4 separate regions of the Homo sapiens genome follow, and all the other regions are linked to region 1. Evidence: chromatin contacts called from ENCODE Hi-C or POLR2A ChIA-PET data. All regions are on one chromosome and are shown on one strand. The core of a region is the stretch at or near the end of the contact, and the rest is flanking DNA. Distances in the headings are between cores, read along the strand shown.

Region 1 (3,685 bases), core at 325-2,824:
CGACTCGATCATCAGCTATAGCCTCATTCTTTTTTTTTTTTTTTTTTTTGATACTGAGTCTCGCTCTGTCACCCAGGCTGGAGAGCAGTGGGGCATCTTGGCTCACTGCCAGCTCCGCCTCCCGGGTTCACGCCATTCTCCTGCCTCAGCCTCCGGAGTAGCTGGGACTACAGGCGCCCGCCACCACGCCTGGCTAATTTTTTGTATTTTTAGTAGAGACGGGGTTTCACTGTGTTAGCCAGGATGGTCTCGATCTCCTGACCTCGTGATCCACCCGCCTCGGCCTCCCAATGTGCTGGGATTACAGGCTGAGCCACCGCGCCCGGCCTAGCCTCATTCTTTTACAATAAGATAACATGATATATGTTGATACAACACGTTTTCTTTCTTTTTTGAGATGGAGTCTGTCTCTGTCGCCCAGGCTGGCGAGCAGTGGGGCGATCTTGGCTCACTGCAAGCTCCGTCTCCTGGGTTCACGCCATTCTCCTGCCTCAGCCTCCGGAGTAGCTGGGACTACAGGCACCCGCCACGTCGGCCGGCTAAATTTTTGTAGTTTTAGTAGAGACGGGGTTTCACCGTGTTAGCCAGGATGGTCTCGATCTCCTGACCTCGTGATCCACCTGCCTTGGCCTCCCAAAGTGCTGGGATTACAGGCGTGAGCCACTGCGCCCGGCCAACACGTTTTCTTAAGATTAAACCTGTTACATAAATGATCGTTCATAATTTTTGGAAGCACACCTGCCCTTAGTATCCTGTTTTTCCACTGGGTGCTTTCTGCAGATGGCCAACGTAGCCATCACATTCGGATTCTTCCTGACTTCATTCTCAGAGGATTACTTTATCTTGAAGTGCTGAAGGCTCCAGGCACCATCTATAACGACAACTCCCAACTTTCCAGCTCATCTCCAGCCTGTGCTTCTCCCCGACTCAACTCATTTTCAACCACGTGCTAGGCCTCCACCCTTGGATGTCGAAGAGCCATCTCCAGTTCCACCCAGTTCATCTTCATCAGAACATCTATGAGTCGTCGTCTCTGCAGTCCATTTGTTTGCCCGCTTGGGAACAGCAAGCTCCTTAAGGGCAGGACTACTACCGCGCTCTCAGAGGCGCTGCACTGGAACATCGCGGGCACAGGGCAGCGTTGGTCACTGCTCCTGGGTACTAGGGCAGCAAATAAACCCAGCAGCTGCGTCTGTCTGCCTGGAGTTGGATCTTTTTGGTATAGATCCAAACGTAGAAGTATAAGGTCTACGTTTATGTACTTGTCAGATATTTAATGACCTCCAACGATAGACATGCCCCCCCAACACCTCCTTCAGTCTTTTTGATTCTTTGAGAATCTTTGAACCACGCAGGATCCTAGCCCTAGGGTGCGGTCGGACTTGCCGCGACGCCAGCCGCCGGGGTTCCTTCCCGAGGCGCCGCCATGGGATCCGCGGTGACCTACGAGGGGCGGCTGGGTGGTGGCCATTGGGCGACGGCGCAGGGTCAAGGGCCGGGCTCTGGGATCGTGGGGAGACCGGGGGTCCCGGAGCCCCCCAGCCCCGCAGGCCACTGCCTCGCCGCCCGACGTCACTTCCGACTGGAGTCAAGATGGCGGCGGCGCGGCCGCGGGCGCCGGGGCCGGCGAAACAGCGGCGGCGGCGGCGGCCCTCGGTGCTCTGAGGCGCTGGCGCGGCGGGCGCGGGTAAGGAGTGGCGCGGGTGGGCGGCCTCTGGGCTCGCGCCGGGACGCTGGTCCCTCCCCCCGAGGAGCGCGGCGGCGACGGCGGCGGCGACACGCTGGGGACCCGGCGCCGCAGGGATGGCCGGGTCGGCGGACGCGCCCCCTCAGAGGTCCCGGGCGTGCCGGGGGCCCCGGGACGAGGCGCGGGCCTCCGGGTCGGTGGCCCCGCGGGTGGGTGGCGGCGCCGGGCTCCTCCTTGTCGGCCGTGGGGTCCCTGCGGCGAAGTTCGGGATTCGGTTTGTCGCCGTGAAGAGCCGCGCGCCCCGCGGGGGACGCGTGCGGGCTGCAGAGACTGGCCGGGTGCGGGCGGCGGTGGGGCCACCTGGGGCCCCACGTGGGGCCGGGCGCCGTCCCAATTGTCAAGCCGCTGTGCTTTTCTCTTTTGTGTTCCCACTGAGTGTGTCTTGCACATTTGCACTCCAAATTTGTTTTGTGTCTTGCGTCTTTGTGTTTCCCAAATAGTTTTTGTGTGGTTTTAACCTGGAGATTGTCTCCCTCAATGTTCCCATAGACCCACGGGTGTATGTGTGTGTGTGCGCACGCGCGCGTGTGTGTGTGTTACAGACGTGCAACTCTGTTACTAATTTTGCTAATAAAGCTATCAATGAACCTCTTTTGATGGTGGTAAGTGAGACATGAAGTAAACCTAACAGGTCAGTGTCATTCCCCAAACCTTCGTGGTTCTTTCGATCCACGCGTGAGCCACCGACCCTCCGGGCTTGTAGCTTTGTGTCGGGCTGTGAGCTGCGGCAAAGACCCCATAGTTAACCGGGAAGTCCTGATTTCCTTAACTACGCAGCTGAAATTTCCCCTAACAGAAATTTCGTGCTGGCCCCTCACTTTTCTTTTAGTGTTGTATTGAGATTTTGGGTGTATTTGAGACGTGGAACGTCTTTTGCTGAATCCCAGTAGGTCCTTAGATCCCTTTAACCAGACACTAGAAGAATCATTTTTACCCCAGAACTCGACTAAAATGTTTAAGTTTTTGTTTACTCCAGGTTTATTAAAAGTGACCGAAACTTTTAACAACAAATGGAACTCTTCAATGATTTCTTTTACAATGGTACACACTTCGCCTCGGTTTGATCAGTTGTGTCCAAGTATTAGAAAAATGTAGGCCTTTTAAAAAAAAACATGATAGGAAATTTACATATATTAAGGAGGAGGAACTGAGACACACTGTCATACGTTCTTTTTTAGTAGGGTTCTGTGTTTTTGAGATGGTCCAAACTGCCCCATCACTCTTGAGGCTTCCGGACTAACACTTATTGGCCAAATTTTTACATGTAGAATCTTAGTTTAGCCTTGAGATGACCTTTAAAGATCATTTTTATTAAACCCCCTCATTTCGAGCTATGGAAACAAATCAAAATTCACAGTGGAACTAAAACTCATTTACATTTTCTGTGATTCCAGGGCTCTTTTTACTCAACACATCTGTTTTGGTTTGATTGAAATAAGTTAATACATTTTAAGTGCTTAGAAAAGTGCCAGAACATGATAATACTGCTCAGTAAATGTTTGCTTTTGTTGATTCTGAAGGTGGTTTCTTTAATTGAAAGGTTGGTATGTTCAGGTTTGTTTTTTCCTTATTTTGTGGACAGGGCCTGAAACAGTACAGTTTAAATCTGTAAGAATGTATTAATTTTGTAAGTACAAAACATAACAAAAGATTCTCACTGTAGAAAATTGGAAAGTAGAGAAAAGCACAAAGAAGAAACAGAAATTGGGCATAACCTTCCCCTCTTCAGATAACCATTGTTAACGTTTGGCAGATCTTCCTGTCTCTCTTGGTGTGGATATGCGTATTTCTTTCCTTATTTTACAGTTCATTCACATATATATATATTTATTTACATTTTATACAGGATTGATAATATAGTGTGTATATTGTTTGCAACCTGTCTTGCCTTATGATACGGTGAGCATGTATCCATGCCACTAACTAGTCAATATTATG
Region 2 (3,685 bases), core at 694-3,193, 1.8 Mb after region 1:
AGGATTCAACCCACGCCCCCACCCCGCCCCCAAGGTCAATCTTGCGCCACCGCCCCGCCCCCAAGGGCTAGCCTCGTGCCACCGCCCCGCCTCCAAGAGCCAATCCCCTCCCCTCGCTCCACCCTCAGAATCGTCCTTGCGTCACCGCTCAGCCTCAGACTCCAGTTCGCACTCTCGCCCCGCCCCCAAAGTCAATCCTCACCCCCAGGATCCATCCTTCTGTCACCGCCCCGCCCCAAGGCGGCACCTCCGCGACTCGCCCCGCCCCCAGGGCCCCGCCCCGCCCCCGCATCACCTCCCCACTCCGGGCGCAGGTGCCCTTTTGCAATTCTGGCACCAGTTCCTGGTCCACCGCGGGCCCTTCGCCAGAATTCACTATAGCCCCGCTTTTACAGAGATCCGGAGGGAGTCGTCACACTTCCAGCAAGAGGGAAACCATGAGTGGAGCCGTGATCTGTCCCGCCCATTCAACCTCCTCCGGGGCATGGCTTCCCCTTAGCCCCCTCCTCCACCCCAAGTAAAACCATAAGCTCCCCTCACCGCCCTTGTGCCCAGATCGCAGTTGACTGTTCCAAACTCGAGTGTCTGATCCAACCAAGCCCACCTTACACAGTCTTCCATTCCCTCTTCCCTCCCTCCCACCCTAACACCTCCCACACAGAAAAAAAAAAAAACGGCAGAAATCTAGTCCTGTAAACTCCCATCGTTCTGAACGGTTCATTTTCACATTTCAAAAATAATCGTTTCTGTTTACTGAGCATTTGCTAAGTCCCAGGCATCGTGCTAGCCACTTTTCATGCTTATTTCACTTATCCTTAACTACAATCCTGCCAGGAAAGTATTCCCACCCCCCGCCGGTTTTACAGATGTAGACCCTAGGGTTCAGGGAAACGAATGTTTAAGGTCACTTGGGTACTAAGTGGCCGAGGCAGGCAGGATTGAAACCCGAACCTGACTCTGTAAGCCACACTCTTAAGAATCCACCTTAGAATATAATCTCTTGAGCACCAAAACCTCAGCCCCATTCGTTCACTTCTACGAATATTTATTGAGCCTGTAGTCAAACACTAAGAACATGAAGGTGAACAAAACAAAATCCCTGCTTTTAGAGTTTACATTCCAGTGGAAGGATCAGGTGATAAACTATATCAATAAATAAGACATACTATGTTAGATAGTGATAAATGCAAAGAGAAAAAAATAAAAACAAGACAGGGAGATATGAAAGCTCTTTATATCCGCAAGGGATCTATCTCATTGGCTCAAAGAAAGTTTCCTTCACTTACCTGTGCCTTATCCCTCTCTCCACCCCCACCGCCCTTTCCCCGTGCTTAAGGCACAGACTGGTACATTCTTGGGTGGAGCTCGGTTTTCGGTAAACGGGATTAAAAGTCCTGGATTCTCTCAAAAAAAAAAAAGATAAGTAAACAAAAATAAAAGGAATGCTGGATTCTAGGCCTTGGGCAAATCTCTGCCCCTCTCTGGACCTCGGTCTCCCTATCAATATTGCAGGAGTTGGAGAGTTAAAGAATCCCTAAGGTCACTTCCAATCTGACGCTCTAAGGTTCTACGAATAGGGTTAAAGAGAATAGGGACCAGAGAGTGCGTCCCCATCCTAGCAACTGTTGCTAGACGAGGGCCATCTCCCGGTAGGAGCGGAAACACCTTCCTGGATCGAGGAGGTCCTTCTGGTATCCCATCATGCATAGCGACTTCGCCTCGCTAGGAGGCACGTTTTGGCCTCTTTGGTCACGATCAGCCTTTTGGCTGCAACCAAAGAGCGCGCCTCGTTTCTATAGCAACCACCCCAGGTCCACGCCTAGACGGCGAGTGGCAAGGGTCAAAATAGATTCGCCCAGTAGACGCCCTCGACCTGTTCGGTCCTCGCCTTCAGTGCGATAGACCTTTAAGCGTCACGTGACTCCCCTCGGGCTTGTCCCCTCCTCTTTCCCCTCCCCAGGCCCAGGCGAGCGCTGGTGTGGACGGGAAGCTCCCGGCCCGGCGAACTAACTGGAGCACGGAGCTGCAGCCGGTTGGGCCGGTGTACTTTCCCGGTAACTCCTTCCCGGCGTGACGCGCGGAACCGCGGACGCGGCGGGGCCAGGCCGACTCAGGGATTTCCCCTCAGTTCCTTCTCGTTTCCAGTCACTGCTGGCCCCGGGGGGAGCCGGGAGCCAACAGGGCCGGGCCCTGGGCTCTCGGAGGGCGGCGGGGGAGGGGGCTGTCTCCTGCAGGGTTGCGACCTCCGGCAGGAGCGCGAGGCGGGGCTTAGACCTGGAGCTTGTCTCTGGGAGCTTCTTCCTGGTCCTGGATATGCTGCCCAGAGAGCTGGCAGCCTACCTGTTGGGCAGGTGTTTGCTGCTCCGAGGTCGGCGCCGTCTATCTCGCATGTCAGCTAAAGAACTTCCCAGACCACCGCCACTTCGGCCCTCTAGCTGGAAGGAACTGACATGGTTAAATAAGGCAGCGATCGTACTGCATGGTAGAAATAATAGCACTAACGACCATTTGTTGACTGTTGACTCTGGGCTCAGTAAACCCTTTACATGCATTTAGTCCCCACATGATGATCCTTCAAGGTGGTAGTATTCATTCCCATTTTATGAATAAGGACGCTGATGCTTAGTAAGTTTAAATAATTTGCCCAAGGTAATAAAGTAGTGGAGAATAGATCCTAGTCTTCAACCCATATGCTTAACCAGTAGCTACATTGCCTTCACGTGTTTTCTAGGATATAATAGGTTGCCTTAACAAAGAAGAAACTGGTTTGTTTTAGGATTTTATTCAGCACGTATGCAATTTTAAACGTTGGTCATCAGATTAGTCAATTTTGTGAGGACTCCCAGGCGGCATTAAACTTGCACTTACGGAAATCCACCACTGTTATAGCTTTGCCCTTCTTCAGTAAGGTGTCACAGAAGACACTTGAACCTTAAAACTGTATTAACTTGTGAGAAATCAAGATAAATGTGTTCCTTGAAAAAAAACATTGTAGGGTATAACAGCAATCATAATTGTGGAGTATAAATATCTGCAGTTCCAGCACTACCCTGTTCATTAACCAGCCAGGATTATTTCCAAAATTCACAATGAATTAAGTCACTGTACTCACCAGAGATGGAGCTTGAAACTTTTAAAGACCACGCCTGCTATTTGGTCTTTGCCGTTAATTCTTCTTCACATGTAAAACTAAATTTTTTCTTGCCGCTTTTTCTCATCTGAGGTTTCCATTAATAATGACCATATTGGCCGGCGCGATGGCTCACGCCTGTAATCCCAACACTTTGGGAGGCCGAGGCGGGTGGATCACCTGAGGTCAGGAGTTCAAAACCAGCCTGGCCAACATGGTGAAACCCTGTCTCTACTAAAAATACAAAAAATTAGCTAGGCAGGGTGGCGCATGCCTGTAATCCCAGCTACTGGGGAGGCTGAGACAGGAGACTTGCTTGAACCTGGGAGGGGGAGGTTGCAGTGAGCTGAGATCCCATCATTGCACTCCAGCCTGGGCAACGAGTGAAACTCCGTCTCAAAAAAAAAAAACAAAAAAACACCATATTACTAATGATTAAAGAGCAGCTTCTCATTTTCTTGTTTGAATGGTGTGGTGAGAAAGAATAGAATTGAGGCATACTGCGTCTTAACTACACAGTTTTTTGAGAGTGTTTCACGTCCATGTTTGTACTTA
Region 3 (3,685 bases), core at 429-2,928, 1.5 Mb before region 1:
AACACCTACTATGTGTTGGGCACTGTGCTTGGCGCTGGGGAACACAGTGAAGTGGGGCAGTGGCGGGGATATACAGTACTGCTCTCAGGGAGTCACAGTCCAACTGGGAGACCAACCTAGAGTCTGGTCATGGCCTAGAGCATGATATTTGCTTTGATGGAGAGCAGCTTGGGGTTCATGACCCTAGTGGATGGCACCTAGCCCAGATGGAGGCAGGTCTCTGCTTTCCCCTCTGTAGAATGGGTTTAATAAGAGCACCTACCCCAAAGAGATGTTGTAAGGATTAATTTCATCCATTAATTTGTTCAATAAATATTTGTCAAGCTCAAACTCCGTGCTGGGGTGCTGGGGACACACAGCCCTGCCCTCTGCAGAGTGACAAGAAAGAGTATTTGGGATAACATTGGCTGGTGGTAATTGCTGTAAAGAAAAAAAGAAAGTGGTGTGTAGGCCCTCAGTGTGGTGAGGTGTGTAGCCAGGGCTTGGGGATGTAGCACCTGCTGTACAAAGGTCTGGGAGAATGTAGCGATTCAGGGTGTGCAGGGGGAAGTGAGTAGTTATGATCATGAGTCTGTGGTAGACATCGCCCCATCCTTGCATTTGCATCTCTAGGTTTCTACAGAAGAAAGGGGGCAAGGTGATGGAGAGAATTTCATGGGCGGAAATTGTTCTACAGGAGCTGGGGAGGTAGGCTGGCAGGGCTGAGCCGGCTACTTGGTGGGAGGTTGCAACAGCCTCAGGACGGGTGGAGGACTGCAGGGGAACTGGAGCCCAAGGGGGTTTCCTTCCAGGGTGAAGGGGAAAAGCAAGGCTGGGCACTTTGGGAACTTCTCAGGGAAACCCTCTCCTGTACCCTAGGGGACCTGGGCTCCATTCTGGAAAGGCAGAATACATGACCTCCATCACGTTTTGGGTCTGCACTCATTAAGCACTTACTAGATGCCAGGCACTGTAGAGTCTCCATCTCAGATCCTTACAGCACCCCTGTAAAGCAGAGGCTATTTATCCCCATTCTACAGATGAAGAAATGGAGGCTCAGGGAGGTAAAGTGATTTGTCCAAGGTCATGGTTGCGTACCAGTCAATGGCCTGAACAGAGACTTGAACCCAGGTCTAGGTGATGGCAAAGTTGATGCTATTTCTCCTTTTGATATACCCCAACTGTCTAAAGCAGCCCTTTTTTTTGCTAGGCTTCTTGGTGTTTGAAAATTTACCACTCATTCCTAGGAGCTAAAGGTTCCTGGGTTCCTCCTTGGGGCACATGTCTAGGAGCAGGATCTCGATCTGGTGGCAGAGGGGCAGCAGCTGCTCCGTCTGGCATACAGTAGGTGCTCAGTAAGTCTGCGGGGCAGGCAGGACAAGCCTGGGTTGGAAGGAGGTCCAGTTTCTTGGGAGTGAGAGCCTCAAGACCAACTTCACCTGAAGGACAAATGAGAGGTGGCCGAATCACTGCCAGCTACTTCAAGAAGCCCCTAGGACACTCCAGCCAAGGTGCCTTGGTCCCTTTTCTAAGTCGCCTGCCCACCCTGCCCAAGCTCCTGCGGGGAGTGTGCCCACTGTGACTCATCCACGCCCAGCCCTGCCCAGCTCTCACTGGGGCAGCAGTAGGCACACATACTCGTAAAAGTCTGAATAAGTGAAGACTGGGAAATTGCACCAGGGAAAAACTACTTATTTCTTCCTCTTTTGAATTGGGGAGGGGAAATGTTGCGGGGGAAATGAGGTCAGTGACGTGGTGAGCATTTCATGCTCCTTACTGATGAGCAGAGGGCCGGTATCACGTGCTGCCTTCCTAGGGAGGGCTGGGTAGTGCGTCAAGGAAATGGGCCCAGAGCTGTGTCTCGTCCAGTCTAGCAGGAAACTGCCCATCTCACTGTGTCACTCCCTTCTCTGTCCTTGCTCTAAGCCTCTACCCTGACTGCCCTTGCTCTGAGCTGAAATCTCACTAATGAGAAAAAAATGTGCTGGTTTATGCCTCTGTGGGCTGGCTGGGCTGGTAGGTCCCAGGGGGCAGCATGGCCTGGAGGAAACCGAGTGCACGGGGCAAGGATGATGTGCACGAGTGGTATGTGACTCCCAGGGCTCACAGCCTCATGCAGCCCCTCCCTCTGAGAGTATAGATGGGGAAACTGAGGCCTGAGAAGGCGAGAGATGTGCCTGAGGTCACACAGAGAATCCGTGGCCCTCAGCACAAGCACCCAGTTTGCTGGTACTTTAAAGATAAAAATAAACAAACTTTATAAATGGAAAAGATGAATAAAAGAAGAAACGAAGTATAAGGAATATGATAAATATAATAAAAATTACACACAATCTTGGCGAGGCACAGTGGCTCATGCTAGTAATCCTAACACTTTGGGAGGCCCAGATGGGCAGATCATTTAAGGTCAGGAGTTCAAGACCAGCCTGGCCAACATGGTGAAACCCCATCTCTACTAAAAATACAAAAATTAGTTGGGCATGGTGGTGCGCGCCTGTGGTCCCAGCTACTTGGGAGGCTGAGGCACGAGAATCACTTGAACCCAGCAGGCGGAGTTTGCAGCAAGCTGAGATCACGCCACTGCACTCCAGCCTGGGTGATGCAGCCAGACCAAGACCTTGTAACAACAACAACAAAAGTAAAACAATCAGTATTCCTTAAAAAAAAAAAAAATTGCACACAATCCCATCATCCATGAAACTCCTTTAAACATTTTGGTTTCTTCCCTCCTTTCTGAGTAGTTTTTTAAAATTATCTTCAATCATTTATTTATTTATTGTATTTTCTTTCTTTCTTTTTTTCTTTTTTGAGACGGAGTCTCGCTCTGTCATCCAGGCTGGAGTGCAGTGGCGTGATCTCGGCTCACTGCAAGCTCCGCCTCCCGGGTTCACGCCATTCTCCTGCCTCAGCCTGCTGAGTAGCTGGGACTACAGGCGCCCGCCACCATGCCCGGTTAATTTTTTTTTTTTTTTTTGTATATTTAGTAGAGATGGGGTTTCACCGTGTTAGCCAGGATGGTCTCGATCTCCTGCCCTCATGATCCACCCACCTCGGCCTCCCAAAGTGCTGGGATTACAGGCGTGAGCCACCTGCGCCCGGCCCTATTTATTGAATTTTCTAGAGATAGGGTCTTGATCTATTGCCCTAGAGCTGGGATCTAGATCCAGAGAACCAGCAATCTGAGAAAGCTGTTACCTCTCCAGCCTAAGATTTCATTTGAAAGCGTTTCATGGCTGGAAGTGTCTTTGAGAATCTTTGGTTTAGCTCATTCCAGTGCTTTTTCTCCAATGCCAGACCACCTGCAGCCAGGGCAAGAGAACCCCGTGGGCTGGAGAGATCCTGGAGGGCGTTAAGGAGGCAGTGGGGTTGCAGCTGAGCCATTAAAGACGACAATTCAGCATCAGGAATGGGAAGGGGTCCTGTTTCATTGTGGGGGATTGTTTGTATCTGAACTGCCTGGGGGTCTAGGTGGGAGACCTCTGGGGAGGGCTTTGGAGGAAGCATCTGGGGAAGGTGAGGTGAAGACAGGCTCAGGAAAGCTGTTTGCCTTAGGAGAGGCCAGAGGGAGATAGGACAGGTGAGGCCTTTGCAGCCTGGCTGGGCTGCCGGCAGACCTAGGGCTGGCTGGCTCAGGGTGAGCATAGACTGCCGGTGATGGAGCAATGGAGGATGGAGCTAGAGGCTCCTGATAATTCACCCTTTTCCA
Region 4 (3,685 bases), core at 434-2,933, 1.3 Mb before region 1:
GAGAAACCCCATCTCTACTAAAAATACAAAATTAGATGGGCATGGTGGTGCATGCCTGTAATTCCAGCTACTTGGAAGGCTGAGGCAGGAGAGTCGCTTGAACCTGGGGAGGCGGAGGTTGCTGTGAGCCTAGATTGTGCCATTGCACTCCGGCCTGGGCAACAAGAGCAAAACTCCGTCTCAAAAAAAAAAAAAAAGAAAAGAGCGAAAACATCTTTAGTACTGGTTCTTGCCCTAGGACAGAAGTGGCTGTTTGCTGTACCTCTCAGTGGACACTGAAAATGTGGATGTGTCCAGTTGCCTGCTGTCCAGCAACCCTGGAAGAACTTGTGATGGCTTTGTCTTCGTTATGAGAACACTTTGATCTGAACCCCTTTCCTTTTCTGAATCCTTTCCCTTTTTTTTTTTTTTTTAAGACAGTCTCACTGGCTGAAGTGCAATGGCACCATCTTGTCTCACTGCAACCTCTGCTTCTTGGGTTCAGGCAATCCTCCCAACCCGGCCTCCTGAGTAGCTGGGACTACGGGAGCACACCACCACACCTGGCTAAATTTTTTTTTCTCGTAGAGATGGGGTTTCTCTATGTTGCTCAGGCTGGTCTCTAACTCCTGGGCTGAAGTGATCCTCCTGCCTCAGCCTCCCAAAGTGCTGGGATTACAGGCATGAGCCACTGTGCCTGGCGTCTGAGTCCTCCTTCTAAAGGGAACCCACTGCACAGCATCTGGCTGCTGCCAACAAAATGACTGCCCCACCAGTCCCACAGGTGATGAGAGTTTGCAATGGCCTTCACAGCTTAGTACCTTAGTACCTTTTCTCTCCTGGTAACTTAGAATGGAAGCCCCATGGGGGCCCACGCATATCTGCGAGGGTGCACAGGCATGTGGCAGAATGAGCCAGGGGCCACCCTCTTGTTCTGGAGGTGCTGAGAGCCGGCCTGGCTGGGGGCTGTAACTGTCAGGCTGACTCCCAGCCACACTGTCCTCCCTGGAGTAGGTGCTCGAAACCTTTGCTTTTTGCCTTTTCGCTTTAATCTGGAACGCTTGGGGAAAAAAAAAAAACAAAAAAACAAAAAAACAACAACAAAACAGTAGACCAAATGGTGACTGAGTCCCAACCCTTCTTCAGGCCAGATGAAATCATGGTCCCTGCTGGCGCCATTCCTCCATCTCAGAGCCCTCACTTGGGTTCAGACCCTCAGTCACACAGGGAGCCCCGCCACAGCTGAAGTGTTTTGTCAGAGCAAGATTGCAAAGAGTTAACACTTTTGCTTTTTCGGAAAGTTATCTGTGAAGAGTATTAGTTGTTTAATAAAGCGTGCCTGCCCTCCCGATGAACCCGCCAGTGACTCTGCAGCTGGGGTCATTCCAAGTTCACGCAGTGGACTTTTGACTGCCTTCTGTGTCTGTGAAAACAGTCGGCAGCTCCTGCGGGGATCATTCATTCAGGCCTGTAACACAAAACTATTGCCAATGGGCACCTGCTGGGGCAGCTTCCCGGGAGGGCTGGGAGGAAGATACCAAACTCATCAGGCATCTGTGGAGATAAGAGCGGCAGGGGATCCACTGGGATCCCGCTAATCAGGCCTGCACTTAGACCCCACTGCCTGGCCAACAGGCTGGTGTCAGAATGTATTAGGCAGCCCTGGCCAGGATAGGATGTGAGCTAATTAAAGGCCTTTTACAAAGAGGAGGAGGTAGGGGGTGGGGAGAGAGAGAGAGTGAGAGAGAGAGAGAGAGAGTGTGTGTGTGTGTGTGTGTGGAGGAGGAGGAGGAGGAAAGAAGTTTGAAGTGCATTCCCCAAATTTCCAGCACATTCTTTATTCCTCTGTTTTATCCCTCAAAACAGAAGAAAACAAATTAGAGGCTGAGCATTTGGTTATTTCTAACCTGAAATTGTCATTCATTGTGCCTGATGCCGTATTGGTTTTAACTGCTATTTTTGTGGAATTACATATACTGTGAAAGACATCTTTTGCCGCAGTCTCCCTGGGAACATCCTGTTGTTGAAATGCCGTTGGTCAGCTGCTTGAATTTTGCCCTTTTCTCTGACTTTGACACATCAAGGCAAAAATAGGTACCTATTTGTGGTGTGTTCTAGGTTTCTCCCTTTTGCTTGGAAAATCCACTTGCCAGCTGTGAAGGGTGCTGCTGGGAGGATGAAATGAGTCAGTGCACAGCGTGTGCTCTTAAAGTTTGGTGGTTGAGGTGGCGGTGGTAGCAGCTTGGCTCTGTGGTTTAAAATGCCACAGCATGCACTATCTTGAAAATACTCAGTAGTCCTAGCATACAACTGGGTTTTAGTTACACCTACTTAAGGAAGAAAGCTCATTTGAAAGTGTTTGATTTTCCTGTACTTTCGTTTGTTTATTTAGCCTGTGTATTCCCCCCACCCCCAGTAAGCAGCAAACTAACTTATTTATAGGCCTCAGGTATGTTTAAATCTGTGGTATTTTCTTAATCAGCCTGATAATGATACATTTTTGAAAGCAGTTTTGTTCACACATAAACCTAAGCCTTTATTATATTATTCTGATACATTCCACATAAGCTTGTCTGTGCACAAAGAAACATTTAGATTAATCTTGTACTACATGGTAACAATCCTAGGAAATTCCAATCAAAAGCCAACAACCTGTTTCCTTCATTCTGGACTGTTGGTGGGTTTGTTTTTGTCTGTGGTCTGATAAGGAGTAACAACAATGTTAATTTTGTATTTCCTTGGCATTTGTCTCACATAATCTTTTGTCAAAGTTGACCAGTAGGCTTGTCAGGCTTGCCATGCAGTTTATGAAATAAATAGTTACAATGGAGTAGTTAACTTAGCCCTGCGGAATATGTTAGTGTATCCTTACCGTAAGTGTTTAAAATGTTAATTACATTTATCTTTATTTCTCAGCATTGCTATACAGAAAACATGGGATAGACACTGATACTGATTGCCCAGTTGAAATAAGTTTTGAATTTAGTAACTGAATGGATAGCTTTAAAAATGGTACTAATATTTTGGGAGACTGAGGTGAGCAGATTGCTTGAACTCAGGAGTTCGAGACCAGCCTGGGCAACATGACCAAAAAAAAAAAAAGTCTAAAAAATACAAAAATTAGCTGGGCGTGGTGGCACCCGCCTGTAGTCACACCTACATGGGAGGCTGAGGTGGGAGGATCATCCGAGCCTAGGAAGTTGAGGCTGCAGTGAGCTGTGTTTGCACCATCACATTCCAGCCTGGGTGACAGAGCAGGACCCTGTCTGAACAACAACAACAAAAAGATACTCATATTTATTGACTGCTTCACTATGTGCCAGGTACTGTTCTGAGTCTTCATACAAATTGATTTGTTTAATCCTCATAACGACCCTGTGGAATGCTAGTTTGTAAATGAGGATACTGACGTTCAGAGAAATTAACTAATTTGCCCAAGGTTACAAGGAGAGCCAGGCTAAGAACCGAGATTCTCTGATTCAGAGCCCGTCCTCTTAATACCAGTGCAAAAGCAGCACTCTATCTAGTAGGCTTCATTCTCGAACCTCTCTGCGATATATTTGCAGGGATTAACCATGTAAGGCTGTATTATCAAGGGGATACAGAGAATTTGAGTCACAGTTTAAAGTCATTTCCTGTGCTACCCTGTGTTGTATAATTAGCTCTTTTGTAGATGCTGTACCATCCAGGCCAAAGTGTGTGGCCG

The links. A loop is a pair of places that touch in the nucleus more often than their neighbours do. ChIA-PET counts read pairs that join two places held with the same protein, here RNA polymerase II (POLR2A). Pooled maps may share reads with other maps.
Region 2: a map with no recorded cell type shows a loop between it and region 1 (24-fold over the local background). The contact joins the promoter of DNAJC16 here to the promoter of PRDM2 in region 1. A Hi-C loop is called at or near these places in 5 of 37 single-sample maps with no recorded cell type and 8 of 50 pooled maps.
Region 3: a pooled map shows a loop between it and region 1 (5-fold over the local background). The contact joins the enhancer-like site here to the promoter of PRDM2 in region 1. A Hi-C loop is called at or near these places in 2 of 37 single-sample maps with no recorded cell type and 2 of 50 pooled maps. POLR2A ChIA-PET finds 5 or more read pairs at or near these places in 1 of 52 experiments (GM12878).
Region 4: a pooled map shows a loop between it and region 1 (5-fold over the local background). The contact joins the enhancer-like site here to the promoter of PRDM2 in region 1. A Hi-C loop is called at or near these places in 1 of 37 single-sample maps with no recorded cell type and 2 of 50 pooled maps. POLR2A ChIA-PET finds 5 or more read pairs at or near these places in 1 of 52 experiments (BJ).

What each region holds. Positions count from the first base shown.
Region 1 is chr1:13,698,614-13,702,298 of GRCh38, forward strand. PRDM2 (PR/SET domain 2) reads left to right here and starts at 1,575. Exons shown (of 10, transcript NM_001393986.1): 1 at 1,575-1,687. RefSeq lists a silencer at 1,328-2,097.
Region 2 is chr1:15,524,905-15,528,589 of GRCh38, forward strand. It overlaps DNAJC16 (DnaJ heat shock protein family (Hsp40) member C16), which reads left to right and starts at 1,944. Exons shown (of 15, transcript NM_015291.4): 1 at 1,944-2,054. It also overlaps a transcript of CASP9 not described here. RefSeq lists silencers at 1-390, 1,829-1,968, 2,090-2,384, 2,309-2,408 and enhancers at 1,600-2,103, 1,619-1,718.
Region 3 is chr1:12,151,678-12,155,362 of GRCh38, forward strand. No RefSeq gene overlaps it. Among named protein-coding and RNA genes, the nearest start is that of MIR7846, 13 kb to the right of the region's middle. Within about 2 kb of position 1,679, at least 23 of the 41 ENCODE cell types and tissues checked have a DNase peak (open chromatin) inside an H3K27ac peak, as active enhancers do; they include GM12878, where a contact is called at or near this core.
Region 4 is chr1:12,432,213-12,435,897 of GRCh38, forward strand. All of the region lies in intron 65 of VPS13D (vacuolar protein sorting 13 homolog D), which reads left to right. Among named protein-coding and RNA genes, the nearest start is that of SNORA59A, 73 kb to the right of the region's middle. RefSeq lists an enhancer at 1,275-1,419 and a cis regulatory region at 1,342-1,352. Within about 2 kb of position 1,684, at least 26 of the 41 ENCODE cell types and tissues checked have a DNase peak (open chromatin) inside an H3K27ac peak, as active enhancers do.